2 separate regions of the Mus musculus genome follow, and region 1 is linked to region 2. The links are chromatin contacts, found by Hi-C or POLR2A ChIA-PET in ENCODE. All regions are on one chromosome and are shown on one strand. The core of a region is the stretch at or near the end of the contact, and the rest is flanking DNA. Distances in the headings are between cores, read along the strand shown.

Evidence for each region. Hi-C counts contacts between places; a loop is a spot of excess contacts on that map. ChIA-PET counts read pairs that join two places held with the same protein, here RNA polymerase II (POLR2A).
Region 1: a map of left cerebral cortex shows a loop between it and region 2 (2.0-fold over the local background). The contact joins the enhancer-like site here to the promoter of Dtwd1 in region 2. A Hi-C loop is called at or near these places in 3 of 37 maps with a recorded cell type or tissue (Patski, T-helper 1 cell and left cerebral cortex). POLR2A ChIA-PET finds 5 or more read pairs at or near these places in 1 of 5 experiments (Patski).

Annotation. Positions count from the first base shown.
Region 1 is chr2:126,358,514-126,365,397 of GRCm38, forward strand. Atp8b4 (ATPase, class I, type 8B, member 4) reads right to left here. Exons shown (of 28, transcript NM_001080944.3): 21 at 3,243-3,390; 22 at 255-438. Among named protein-coding and RNA genes, the nearest start is that of Atp8b4, 130 kb to the right of the region's middle. Within about 2 kb of position 2,343, at least 1 of the 3 ENCODE cell types and tissues checked has a DNase peak (open chromatin) inside an H3K27ac peak, as active enhancers do.
Region 2 is chr2:126,149,904-126,156,438 of GRCm38, forward strand. Dtwd1 (DTW domain containing 1) reads left to right here and starts at 2,238. Exons shown (of 5, transcript NM_026981.2): 1 at 2,238-2,311; 2 at 4,643-4,957. The coding sequence starts at 4,694. Fam227b (family with sequence similarity 227, member B) reads right to left here and starts at 2,101. Exons shown (of 17, transcript NM_029455.3): 1 at 2,008-2,101.

The DNA.
Region 1 (6,884 bases), core at 1,093-3,592, 210 kb after region 2:
CCCTGAGTGGTCTCTCCCTCTCAAACTGTAGAAGGCAAGCAATGCCCTTTTCTAAACTAAGAAATATGCAGGTGTTTTAACTGAAGAGAAATGCCTTAGAGGTACTAGTAGTTATGTAAGTGCTGCCCAGAAAGTATAATTTTTATAAGAACCATGGTAAAATTAAACGAATGAACATTGCTATTACATTGCATCACAGGCTGAAGCAGGACTCCATGCGTGCAGTATGTCTCATTGAGAAAATACCCTCTTACTTTTAATCATGCTGACATCGTTGGCCCCATCACCAATGGCCAAAGTCACAGCATTTCTGTGCTTTTTTACCAACTCTACTACTTGGGCTTTCTGGAGTGGGGTGACTCTGCAGCAAACCACAGTCTTACACACACAGGCGAGCTCCAAAAGATCGTTCTCGACATCACTTTCAAGGGCATGGGCCTGTGTCATCAAAGCAAACAGAACACATGACGATTGTAAATTACAAAGCAAATAGCATGGTTCTTGACTGACTTCATTTCAGAACCATTTCATTACTTGATCAATTCAGGGTTACAGAATCAGTAACAAGACATGAATACTGAGCTGTTGGCAAGTTTCAAGGGAATTTAACATAAAAATAAGAGCTATGTCCTCAGTGTGCCTCCTTGATATGTTACCATGCCATCTTGGCAAGATCTTGCTATGTACTGGGCAGTGGTGGCGCACGCCTTTAATCCGAGCACTTGGGAGGCAGAGGCAGGCAGATTTCTGAGTTCAAGGCCAGCCTGGTCTACAAAATGAGTTCCAGGATAGCCAGGGCTATACAGAGAAACCCTGTCTAAAAAAATATATATATTACTATAAAGTTCTACTAGGAACTACTGAAAATCAATAGAAGCAACAGCTAGAACCTGCTGATATGAACTGCCAACCATGGTGATTTCTACATGGCACACTGCTAGTGTCCTTTGCACTGTTTTGTAGACTTAGTGTTTGTGACTGCCAACGCATAGGCAAGATGAAAAGGACCTGAGCAGAGGCTGTCCCTAGCAAAACACTGTGGCTGAAATCAGGAGCCTGAATAGGAGGGAGACAGGCAACTTGGGCCTCAGTCAGGATTCCCCAACCAATTCCTACCCTTGTTCCACATACCAAGAGCCTTTCTATACCCTCAGCAATTACTGAAAAGAGAACATGATTCTCTCCAATTAACTTTTTTGGACAATTACATTTCTAGAAACATCTCACGTTGTACTCTATGTTAGACACATTCAGAGAAAACATGAGTCTGCTGTTGAGTAACAGCTATTTAGAGTGAACCCTTAGTGAGACACTCGCAGCCCACTCCAGTTTGGCCCGCATATCTTCAGGGGCTCTGTTCGGTAGCACCTTTAGGTCCTCTTATAATTCCCATCAGGCTGCATTGCTACTTAAAAGACTGCCTTTATATCTTTGTATTTGCTAGCATTTTTACTCAATAACATCCGCTCTGCCAGAAAGTCTCCTCTGTTTATTTTTTAAACAAATAATTAAACGTGCCTATTTCTGTGCTCTAAAGGCATTGCATTAATGCCTCTTTTGCAGTATCTGTCATACTTCTATCAGAACTATACTGTGATCTCCCAAACAAGGACTATGCTCCAATCATGTCTGAGTTCTCGGCCACTCTCTAGCACTGTGACCTGGCCAGTCTGTGTAAACAATGAAAATGGTATGAGGCAATGGGTGGGTAAATGAGGCCAAAGCTGTGACTCTGGTGCAGAAAAATTCTATATCAAAGTCTATATGCCTCAGAAAACTGTGGACCATCATTCTCAAATATACCACATGTTCTGAAAGACAAGGCATATAACTGGCTCTTTTGCTCAGAATGGCCCCTTTTGCCTCTGCTCATTTTTCTTTATTATCAACAAGTTAAACGTAGACTTGGGTTTTGATGAAGACAGACCTGGATACATTCAGAAAAGCTTCAGAATTTGAGAGAACTGGAGCTATGATTTAAAAAGAAAGCAAACAAAACCTGACTGTACTAGCAAAAATACAGACAATTCTCCCTAACTGAAGAAGGACATCTCATGGTTTCATGAGCACAGGGCTTTGAAGCAAACAGGGCTCCTGAAGAGCTTCCAGCTTAGAGCCTTCTTTCAACAGAGGAAAAGACAGGCTAGGTGACTATCACCAGAAAGCCCATGCCCTACAAACACTGCTTCCTCAAGCCCAGGGGCCTGTCAAAAGCATAATACAGGAGGGATCCTGTCCTACCGAGCTGCCCAGGCCACTCAACTCCAGATCTCAGCAGACAGACATAACTTTCAGTTGGTGTTCATCTGTGCAAGGGAAAAGTTCATGTCATCTGGACCAGTTTTTGACTGAGCTTGGCCTGCAGCTGAGCTCTGTAACTTTCCACGGTGTGGAAGCAGCACTCTGCTGCGTCTGGGATCCAGCTGGATAGTGCTTAGAGAGCTAGGAGCTAACAGGCGGACGGTCACAAGGGGGAATCTAATAGACTCAGCTCCAACTTCTTTTGTCCACTAAGAAACTGCCTTCAAGAACAAACGTTCATTTTTTCCAAACTCCAAAGTGAAAAATGAGCACCAAAGCCAAAGAAAGATGTGAGATTAAGTTCTTTGTACATAGAAATGATAATTTCACGAGACTGCAGTCGGGGCTTTTGTATTCTAATTAGAGACTCAGGAGGAGCGGTTGAGTTTTGTTTGGGGCTTGGAACCTGAACTGCGTTAGAAGTACAATGCAAGTTTATTCTATTATGACAAGAGCCAGATTTCCTAATGAAATCAAATCGTTTGGCTTTGCTGCAGAACGTTGCTATTTAGAAAAACCACCAGAGGTATCTTAATGGCAATGATTTGGCGTGGTAATTCTGTGAAGGTCAGGTTATGACTCGCAAATCACAAACCTTCGCAAGAACGGTAACTGAAAAACTGATCTGCGCCATCCCCCACCGTCTTCCAAAAGCGTTTAAACCGTTCTGCGAAGCAACGGAAGTAACCGTTTAGGCAGAACTCATAGACTCCCTGCGAACTGTTTCTCCAGAGCCTCACATCCAGTGCGATCCTTCAAACAATGATGTCTGAAAGGCACACTGGAAGTCTTTCCTTCTGCAAACAGGAAATCCTGTGCACGCCCTATCTCTTGTAGTGACATTTGTTTGAAAAACACAAAGGAGACTCTCATTAAGGCAGCACAAAAGAGATGATTGCTGGAGTAAAGAAAAAGAGAAGAACAGCCTCGGGCAAACTCACCAAACTGTGGCCATTTATGACTAAGGCATATTCTCCTGTCACAGCCTCTCCTGCACCCGCGTCCAACCCCAACCGCTGCTTGTTGTCATAAACTGCATGTCCATTGGAAAAACTCGTGCTTTGTCCAAGCAAATTTTCCTTTGCTTTCCTTAAAGAATAAGAGAATTAAAAAAAGGCATAACAAAGCACACAGAGCTTGTCTATAACTGAACCAAGAGGCCGGCCTGGAAATGAACTCATGCTACCACTCTTCAGCGTAAGGCCCAGGTATTAGGCCACCAAGCAGAGGGAAGGCCAGACAGCAGTGCATGTCAATCCTGCAGGGGCTGGGGGAGCACAAGGAACTAGGCAGCTAAACACAGAGAAAACAGAACTACCTCAAACATTTTACACTACCTAAAAACTGGCTTTAACCAAGGAATCTTGATAGCTTTGGTGTATAAAGAACCACTCTCTGGAAAAACGGTGTTTTTCAATATGCTAAACAAAAACTAAAGGCGATGAATGAAACCTTCTCATTACAGAGCACTCCCCTCCTTCCCTCTCTCTTTCCTTTTCTCCATTTTTCCCTCTCCCTTTCTTCCTGACGTACGTACATACGTGTGTGTGTGTGTGTGTGTGTGTGTGTGTGTGTGTGTGTGTGTGCGCGCGCGCGCGCGCGCGCATGCGCTCATCATTATATAACCTGGCTGAAAACAATAGTCCACTTATAAACACATTTTGTTTAACTTTGAAAGAGATTCATGATGCCATTTATTATTATAAAATAAAAGAAAAATATTTTAAGTAAAAATAAAATCCTCATAAGTTTAAATGATAACAATGACCTTGTGAGAAACTCCAAACTCCAAACATGGGGTTTTTACAAATAGAAATTCCTCGCAATGCTAAAGACCTAATCAGTAGCTTATATGATGACATAAGCCCATTAGAACTGGCATTCTACTGTTCTCCTAAAAAATGTGATAATGTCTTTAATAGGAAGGTAAATTCCCACCCAGAAGACCTGTGGGTGACCAGGTTATAAATAACAGGTCTGTTGGCATGACCACAGTAGCTTCCATCATAGGAATACCGGCAGATGTCCCCTGCAGAAGGATGCCCAAGCCAGCCCCTGCATGTGAATATACCACTACATGTATAGATGAATTCCAGAAGAAAACAGAAAGTGAAGAATAGGTTAGCAGATGTTTCGACTTATGGCAAAATGAACTGTCTTCTTGATGTCCTGCCCAGTGTGGAAAGCATTTATTACAATGAGTTTATGCTGAAGATCCTCTGATGGGAGAGAATGGTCATATTAAAACAAGCATTATGCCTTCAGCTTTTGAGTTATTTAACATACAGTGATGCATATAAAAATGCATCACCAAGAGTTTATGTATGAACTACAAAAGCAGACCCAGAAGCAAAGGCAGGTCACCTTGTTTCCTGGCTCAACACTGCCCTCTGCTGTCCGGGACCAAAATCGTGCCTGCACTTAGACTTGTCACTCAGCCTTGGTTCCAAGGATGATATCAGACAGTTAGCAGGCAGTTTGCAGAAACAAACAAAAGGATGTGTAAGGTTAGAAGGCTGTTTGAAATGCACTGTGGGGAAGGAGACAGAGCAGGCACAGAGGATTACTGTTGCAAGCAGAAGGCTCCAATGTCCTCGGTAGATAAGCAACCCAATGAACGCTCATCATGGTCATGAAAACTGGCAGCGCCATCTGATGAATGGGAGAAATGATACCAGACATGAATGTGTGTCTCTGACGGCACTGCAGATCTCATAAACTGGGCTTTGAGAAGGCACTGAAGCAAAAAAAAAACATCTCCCAGGGTTTCCTGTTTGGTGAGGCTCCCATTTGCTGTGTAAATGACTCAACCTCTATTTCCCCCTTGCAAAACGAAAACATTCCAAGGGAGGGTGAAGTTCATGAACACACTGGCTGAAATTCTACTTATTTAGGAGCTTTCCCCAACAATGTCTCCCTAACATGTGACACAAGTCCCTTTCCAGGCAGAAAAAGAACAATTTTTATGCTCTGCTAAAATTGCTAATGCTCCCCCCACCCTCCAAGGCCTTCACTCCCTGCCAGACTGGAATGAGTGCACTGTAAGACCTGGGTGGGTGTTCATAGCTGTCCTTTCTCTTACTTCCTGGAACTCAGCTCTCCAAACACAAGCTGGTTCTTGCAAATGCAATTCATCAGGAAGGAAGAAAGCTACACATAGTACCTTTCGGTGAAGATGGACAGTGTGTGGGCATCCGACATTCTACTGGACCTCAGAATACAAACAGATGTGAAAAGAAGGGCTCTGCCTTCTAGGCTTTGTAATGAGGGCAGTTTAGTACAATGCTGTAATGCAGAACCATAGGCAGGGTTGAGTTGACTAGAGCACTCACAGCCCATACCATCTGAACACACTACAGCGGAGGGAGGGAGCGCTGTGCTCAGCCATGCATTCAGCCTGCAAAGGAGAGAGGGGGTGCGAGGGATGAGCCATTTTCCTCAGTCCTTTCCTGGCACTCTAGATGCAGGAAGTAAAAGAGATCTGTTAGGAAATAGATTTAAATTATGACATTATGTTTAAAGGAAAATAATTTGGACTTTGGTAAAAGGCCAGAGCTTTGAGCTTGCTTGTTCCTTGGAAACTTGGGTCTGCCTCTGACAGATTAGCTATCTGACTTTAGGCCACTTGATTAGTCCGGGGCAGATCCAGGACTCCAAATTCCTAGTTCTTGGTTATCAAAACAAATGGCTTTACATATACAGCCAGCCACAGGCTATCTCTAGGTTGGAGTAAGATATGCCACCAGAGAGTAATGAAGGAGACAGCACCGCCCTTCAGAGAGTGAGGAAGAAAGGAAGTGAGTGAACTTTTTAGTTCAAGCTTCCAGTTCATTGCCCCACAGACTGTTAAAGACGTCGATCCTTTATCGTCGATCAGAAATCGGGGACCGGCTCAGAGAGCGATCAACCCCCTGAAAACAGGGAACTGTGTGCACCAAAATGCACATCAGAAGTCAAAATGTAATGCTTTAGAGTGTTACAATTTATGAGAAGAAACCTGACCTACTAAAACAGTTTACTCGGGATAACAGAACTTGAGCATTCAAACCTATTTGGTCGCTACTGTCATTAATGACTCTATGATATCACAGTCAGTGTTATGTTCTGCTCCACGAAAGGACTCCTAACTGGCCAATATCTTATAAACAGCCTACATCACACAGCTAATTTTCAGTACCTGCCCCAAGAGCCATTTACAAGAGGTACCAGTGATTAAAGATTTTACTGCTTAGAGAGGGGCTATAGAGTCCTAGTGTCTCTGCGTGGGTACTTGGAGGCAGCTGGGTCATTTAATGAATTTTTCTGAGAACAAAACATGGTGGCTCAGAAATGAAACACTGGATGCGTTATCTTGTCTGACTGATCAAAACCTCATTGTCTATTTTCCTTGCAGCAGAAGATACATGCTCTGTTAAAATGACAGAATCCATGAAATAACCTCAGAAACTGGCAGGACTTAATTGTAGACCTGTGGGCATGAGACTAACACAGGGATGACTGTAGACCTGTGGGCCTGTGGCCAACATAGGGCTTAACTTAAACCTGTGGGCATGCTGCCAACACTAAAGCATCAATGGGAACCA
Region 2 (6,535 bases), core at 988-3,487:
AAGAAGGCGAATATGATCAAAATGCACTGTGTGAAATTCTCAAAGTAATTCAAGTCGTGAATGTATTAATAGGCACCCTGATAGTATGCTCAGTCTTTCCATTTGACTTACAAGAGAAAACAAAACAATCCATTATGCACTAGACCACATGGTTGTTTCAAACTACTGTACTTTGGAGTAATTAGTTACACAGACATAGCAACCTAGAACATTGGAACATAGGAATGCTTGCCATATCTATGCATATATGCACATATGTATATATGTACATACATGCAGCTGAAAGTTCTATTGGATAGTACTTTACTAAGTATAATGTACTAAGCCTAATGACTTTCTGCCATGAATAATTTCATTATTTAAAAAATATGGGATTTTGTTTTAGACAGTGTCTTCCCCAGTCTAGACTGGCCTGAAACTTACTATGTGTGCTAGGATAGTCTCAATCTCTTGATTCTCCTGGTTCCCCAATACAGATATGAGTTATCACTGCTGGCTCTAAAGTATAGTTTTGACTTAAGTTTTTATTGTTGTTTATAAATAAGTCAAGATGTGAAACGACATATCCTATGCAACACCCTGTCCAGTTGGAAATTCTTCCCTAGACTCCAACCACTCATCAGGATTTGGCTTCATGGACTCCCCCAGCCTCTTTTGAGGTTCCTAAAATTTGTCATAATGTTTCCTGTACTACCCATACTTAACATGTAAGCACTTCCAGGGCAAGGTGTAAAGATGACAATAACAAAGCCAAAAATTGAAAGGGCTAACAATTAAAAGTCAAATATCCCATTTTCTGATGTTCAGGCCCTCACTGTTTGATGCCTAACTGTGATGTTGTGCACAAATAACTAAAGCTTAATTCCTAAGGCAGGTAGACATGTCAATGTGGGTCTCAAAGTAGACTCTCAACTGTTTTAGCATTCAACATATATGAATACCATTCTGGTGGCTCTCACATTGCGTCTCAAAAGGTTAGTAACTTCTTTTTCTGTTTTGATAAGTGAAGGTATAGTGGACTGGCTGACATTTAGAATGACTTTTGTTCTGCATGCCTCTCTTTATTAAAACATTTTTGCTTAAAGTCTAAATTCAAATATCCATGGTCTAATTTCTACCTCACTCTCACTAGTTCTGAAATTCCTTTTCTGTATCCAAATCAGGAATACCAGTTTGGCTCGAGTTGAGGTCTCCAAAACATTAAGGGACCTATTCAGTCTGCTAAGAGTGACAGAAGGGATTCTCCTCTCCTCCTCTCCTCTCCCCTCCCCTCCCCTCCCCTCTCCTCTCCTCTCCCCTCCCCTCTCCTCCTCTCTCTTCCCTTCCCTTCCCCTTCTTCCTTCCCCTTCCCTTCCCTTCTCTTCTCTTCCTCTCCTCTTCTCTCTCTCTCTCTCCTCCTCCTCCTCCTCCTCCTCCTCCTCCTTCTTCTTCTTCTTCCTCTCTGTGTCTCTCTGTCTGTCTGTCTCTGTCTCTCCTATTCAAGTAGAAGCTACCACTCATGACCAGGCTGGAAATGGGCCTTTCTCCTACTTACAGGTGTGATCCTGGGAATTCATGTTAACCATTGTCTATTTTTCTGTTAAAACTTTTATATAAATTCTGGTGTGGTAAATATCAGTGTCCTGGCTTGTCATTCGTGATTACACACAAGGCTGTTCTTTTTCTCCCATTGGTTAATTTCATAATTCTCCACTCATTAAACAAATTGCTTGATATATGACAGTTTTGTTTCTAATTTAACAACTATTGTTTAGGTTTCTTTGAGGTGGAGCATAGAAAAATAATTTAATCACTTATCCACATATATTAGACTTTAAAAAAAAATAAAAGAAAAATACAGTAGGTGTCAACTCTGCGTGTTGTAAGCAAAGCACAAAATGCATAAACGGTTTTCCTAAGAAGTCTATCAAGCTTGAACTACCAACCACCTAAAGCTACAAGTCTGAGATCTCGTAAATATAGTATTTGGGGAGGTAAAGCGGTGTTACTAGCTCCTCACTAACTCACAGAAACTACTTTCGAAAAGGCTGTTCCGGAACACGTCCCCAGTTGCGCTGGGGGCCCACAACGGGCGGCACAGCAGGAAGCTGACGGTTCCTTTGGAACAGGTCACCCGGGAAGCGAAGGCGGGACTTCCGAACCAGTTCCTCCTGCTCGCCCACGGGATTCTCCCTCTGAGCATGCGCCGTGGTCAGCTTCCCCGTGGCCCTGGCAACCGCCAGGCCCCGCCCTCCGGTGTTCTGCGGAAAGCGCTCCGGGGGGGAGCGCGTGGAGCGGAGGCGGTACGGACCGAGAGTTGAGCGTGGTGCAGGTCGGCATCCCCTCGGGTCGGGTGGCTCGGGCCGGACGCCGGCCAGGCCCAGCGGAGGTCTCACTGCGGGCTAGTGCTGCGTGTGGCGTGCCCGTGGGGGCAAGACTTGAGTGGTCTGGGGCCTAAATGAAGCCTTATTAGGCTTCCCGAGTCGGCGTTGCTCACTCCTGGCAAGGCCAGCTCCCTGTGAGCACCGATCTGTAATTCAGGCTTTGGCGTGGTTTCGGCATGGTCGCGGGAAAAGGAAACCAGATGTGTGCTGTTACCGTCAGCCGATAAGCAGACGCGTTTCTTGTGTGTCTATTTCTTGGGAATGTGAGACAAGTATAGTAACACTTTGCGTTGCTAGTTCCACGAGGTTGGGTAAGGATGAAGAGCCCAAGATTGCAGCATTTCAGGGCTGTTTATGATTGAACTCCAAATGCAAAAATTTCCAAGACATTTCGCCTGTCATATAATGTGTTCTGTGGGAAGGGAGTCAAGTTCTGTGTTTAAAAAATGGCGGTGGTATCTTGGATGTTTAAAAAAAAGGGGGGGGGGGGCGAGAGGGATATTGTACCTCATCAAATTATACGATCAGTTCTTAGTACTTCACAAGCAAATATTGAAAACAGTCTTATCTGGTCCTGAATTTGTCCACAATTCAAAATAGGAGAAATTTAAAGAATATTCCCTTGGGAGGCAAATCAGCTTAGTGTGTTGGAAAAAGTAGCCTTGTTCCGCCGATCTGTGTAGTGCCCCAAAGTTGAGTAGAAAGATAAGTCCTGGATGCCTTCTACAGAGTGGTTTCAATTTAGTTGATAAGTATTTGAATCTATCTAAAAAAAATCAAGAATAGGTAAATCGGAAAGAGTTGTACTTTTGCCTCATTGAAAAGTGCCTCCAAATGAATATGTTTGTCCATATCAAATATGTGGACCCAGGGATAAGTAGTCAGAAGTGTAAAAGATTGTCTTTGTGTGAGTTTATAACTGAGTTAGAATCTGACTTTGAGCCTAAAAATAGATGTTATGTGCAAAGCAGACAGGATGAAACTGCATAAGTATCATTATTTTTAGAGAAATTGAGTGGAAAAAAAAGTTTTTCAGCCCAATTTGCAGAGTAGACCATCAGGATGCTAGTTATTTGCCCTAGGAACCGCCCTTGTTTTCTAATTCTTTACAACTCTCCCCCACCCAACTCCAGCTGCATCGCCCTGCACGTATTTGATGTTAAGTATAGGTATACTTACATGCATCTATGTCCTTGTTGTCATTGATTGTTATTATATACTACTGGAGACAATGTCAGAATCCACAGGCTGACAATTCAGTCACAAAATTGTCCCAGCCTCTTCCAAGTCACACACTGAACCATCAGAATTCCCTTCCAACTAGCTACAAGCTGAGAGTCCTTCATCCCCTCTTCAAATGCATTTGATTTGCTTGTGTGGCCCACAGATCTCAGGGGACACTATGCTTGCATTTGATGGTTATTATAAAGGCGATTTTAACAGATTTAAACATACAGGCAGGTGGAGTAGGTAAGGGACTAGAGCACAGGTGCTTCCTCCCTGTGCAGCCGAGGTGGGCTTCCTTACAGTGAGCGGATGCCCTTGCATCATCAACTGTCCAGAAGCTACCGGAAGTCCTGATGGGGTTTTAGAGAGGGTTTTATAGGCTTACTTGCTAACCGAGTGAAAGGAAATCCTCAGGGCCTGTCAGGTTCTTTGGCTTTCCTCCCTCCAAGGGAGGAAATAAGGCAGAATCCGGTATTCATCTACTGTTATACTGGGACAATTTAAGTTGAACTTTCTATTACCCCTCCTCAGAAAGGAGTTTTAAGTCAGAAATCCAGGGAAAAAAGAAAAGTGTGTGTGTGTGTGTGTGTGTATTCACAATACCCAACTGATTTTACTCATACCATTATAGACTTTTATGTTTTATTTAGATTTATCATGAGTGTTGGTGTCATAGGATGCCAATTCAATTTATATAGTTGAACGTATTTCTGTACAATAGTAACAGAAAGTCTTGTATTATTAATATTTTAAATCAAAATTACTATATTTGGGACAAAATGGGTACTATCAGAATGGATTGTCAATGTCTAAATTTTATATGTGAAATCATTTTAATATAGACATTTCCATTTTTTAATGAAAGAGTAACTGAAATTGCTTTTTTGAGTTGGTTTTTAATTTTGTATTTTCAAGCATATCAATTTAGTGGGTTTTGAACTTATTAATATCTGTTGATAAGTACTAAAGCTAACTGTAACATACTGGGCAATTTTATTTGTAATGACAGTACAATGTTGACATTTCATTCCTTCTCATTTTAATTTTTGCAGTGTACCTATGATACATGCTTTAGAAACAGAATATTTTGGTTCAAAGGGAAAATGGCTCTCAGTCCATCTGTAGTTCCTCAAGAAAGTAAAGAAGATAATGCAAACTGTGTAGAAACAAAACCGTCACAAACCACTTCCATTGCTTCAGAAGACCCCCTTCAAAACTTATGCTTAGCGTCTCAGGAAGTGCTGCGTAAGGCTCAACAAAGTGGGAGGTCCCGGTGTCGCCAATGTGGTGGCTCAAGGATGTTCTACTGCTACACATGCTGTGTCCCAGTGGGAAACGTGCCCACCGAGCAGATCCCATGTGTGCAGGTAAGAGGCTCGTGGGAAAGAAGAAAAATGCACTTAAAAAGAGACCATCTGTGTGTGTGTGTGTGTGTGTGTGTGTGTGTGTGTGTGTGTGTGTGTGCACATATATACACCGCTCCAGCACCTTGCCTGCCTGCTGTTATGCTCTCTGTTATGATCACAGACTCCAATGCTCTGAAAAAAGAAATGTAGATCAGAAAGAAAAAGTTATATTTATAGAGCTACTGTTTTGATAGAAATTTAACAACAGGATTATTTCCCAAATCATTTGCTTTGCCTACCACTTGTTAGAAGTACGTAAGAAAGGATTTGAGCAACTGTATAGTTTTCTAAAGTATATTTACTTTATTTGCCTGCATATAAAATTTAATATGAGAAATAGAAAATCTAGACGATCTTGTTTCTAAATTCTACTTCAGTTTTAAAAAAACGTTCAGCCTGCTTGGGAGTAAGGAGTAAGTCTCTCTTAATCCTAAAATCGTCTGGACCATTGTGATTTAAATGAAAATGGTCCCATCAACTCGTATAGTTGAATACTTGGTCCCCAGTTGGTGGAAATTTTTGGGAAGGTTTAGGAGGTGTGGTCTTAGCAGAGGAAATGTGTCACTGGGGGTTGGGGGACAGGCTCTGGGGTTTCAAAAGAGCAATTACCAGTGCTCTCTTTCTGAATCACGGTTGTGTCTCAGGATATACGCTCTAAACTACCGCTCCAGCACCATGCCTGCCTGCCTGCTGTCATGCTCCCTGCTATAATGGTCATGGAATCTAATGTTCTGAAACTGTTATTCCAAAATAAACTTTTTTTTTGTAAGTTGCCTAAGTCATGGTGTTTTGCCACAGCAATAACTAAGAATAAATCAGACATACCTTTATTTGATGCAGAATTTGAAAACTATAAGACTTGAATAAAGATTACAAAAAACATCAGAAGGGAAAAGAAAACCTCAGCCTCAGCAGCCCTGTTTGAAAGGCTTTGCTTTGGGACAAGCACTTGTGCCTTCCTCCTGGTGGTGCTTTAATATAGCTGAGTCTCTTGTCAGAAACATGGCCATCAGAGAAAAATTGGTCATCCTGTTGTATATTTCAAAGTAGAGTATCTCTTCCAAACTTCCCTCTGGTCTAGTCAATACTGTAGCGTTTACTCTCCCATGGCAGTATTTAATGTGGTTTGCCTGTCAGATGTATATGTATATGAACCAGTGCACAAATGTAAATTCCCATTGTTTGGTGTGCCCTGGTATCACACTGCCAGTAGCTGCAGACTTGCTCATTGAGAACTGGTGATATTCTAGGTTGGGTCCTGAGGTCATGGGTTATGTATAATTGTCTTATAACTGGAGATTTTAGTTCATAAAACTTCCTTTTTAGTCACTTTAAATTAGTCTACGTGATTTGAAATTTTCATTAATAACATTGATTCTGTGTTCTTCGGTCTTGCTTGTTTTTTATTCTTTTTTAAAAAAAATCAATTCTATGTTCTTGATGTAAAGTTGGTCAGAAGTATTAATCTTAGCCTGTACTCTAACTCTACTCATCATCTTGTTAGATAGTCAGTTCTTGTAGGAGTAGAAATCTTTGTCC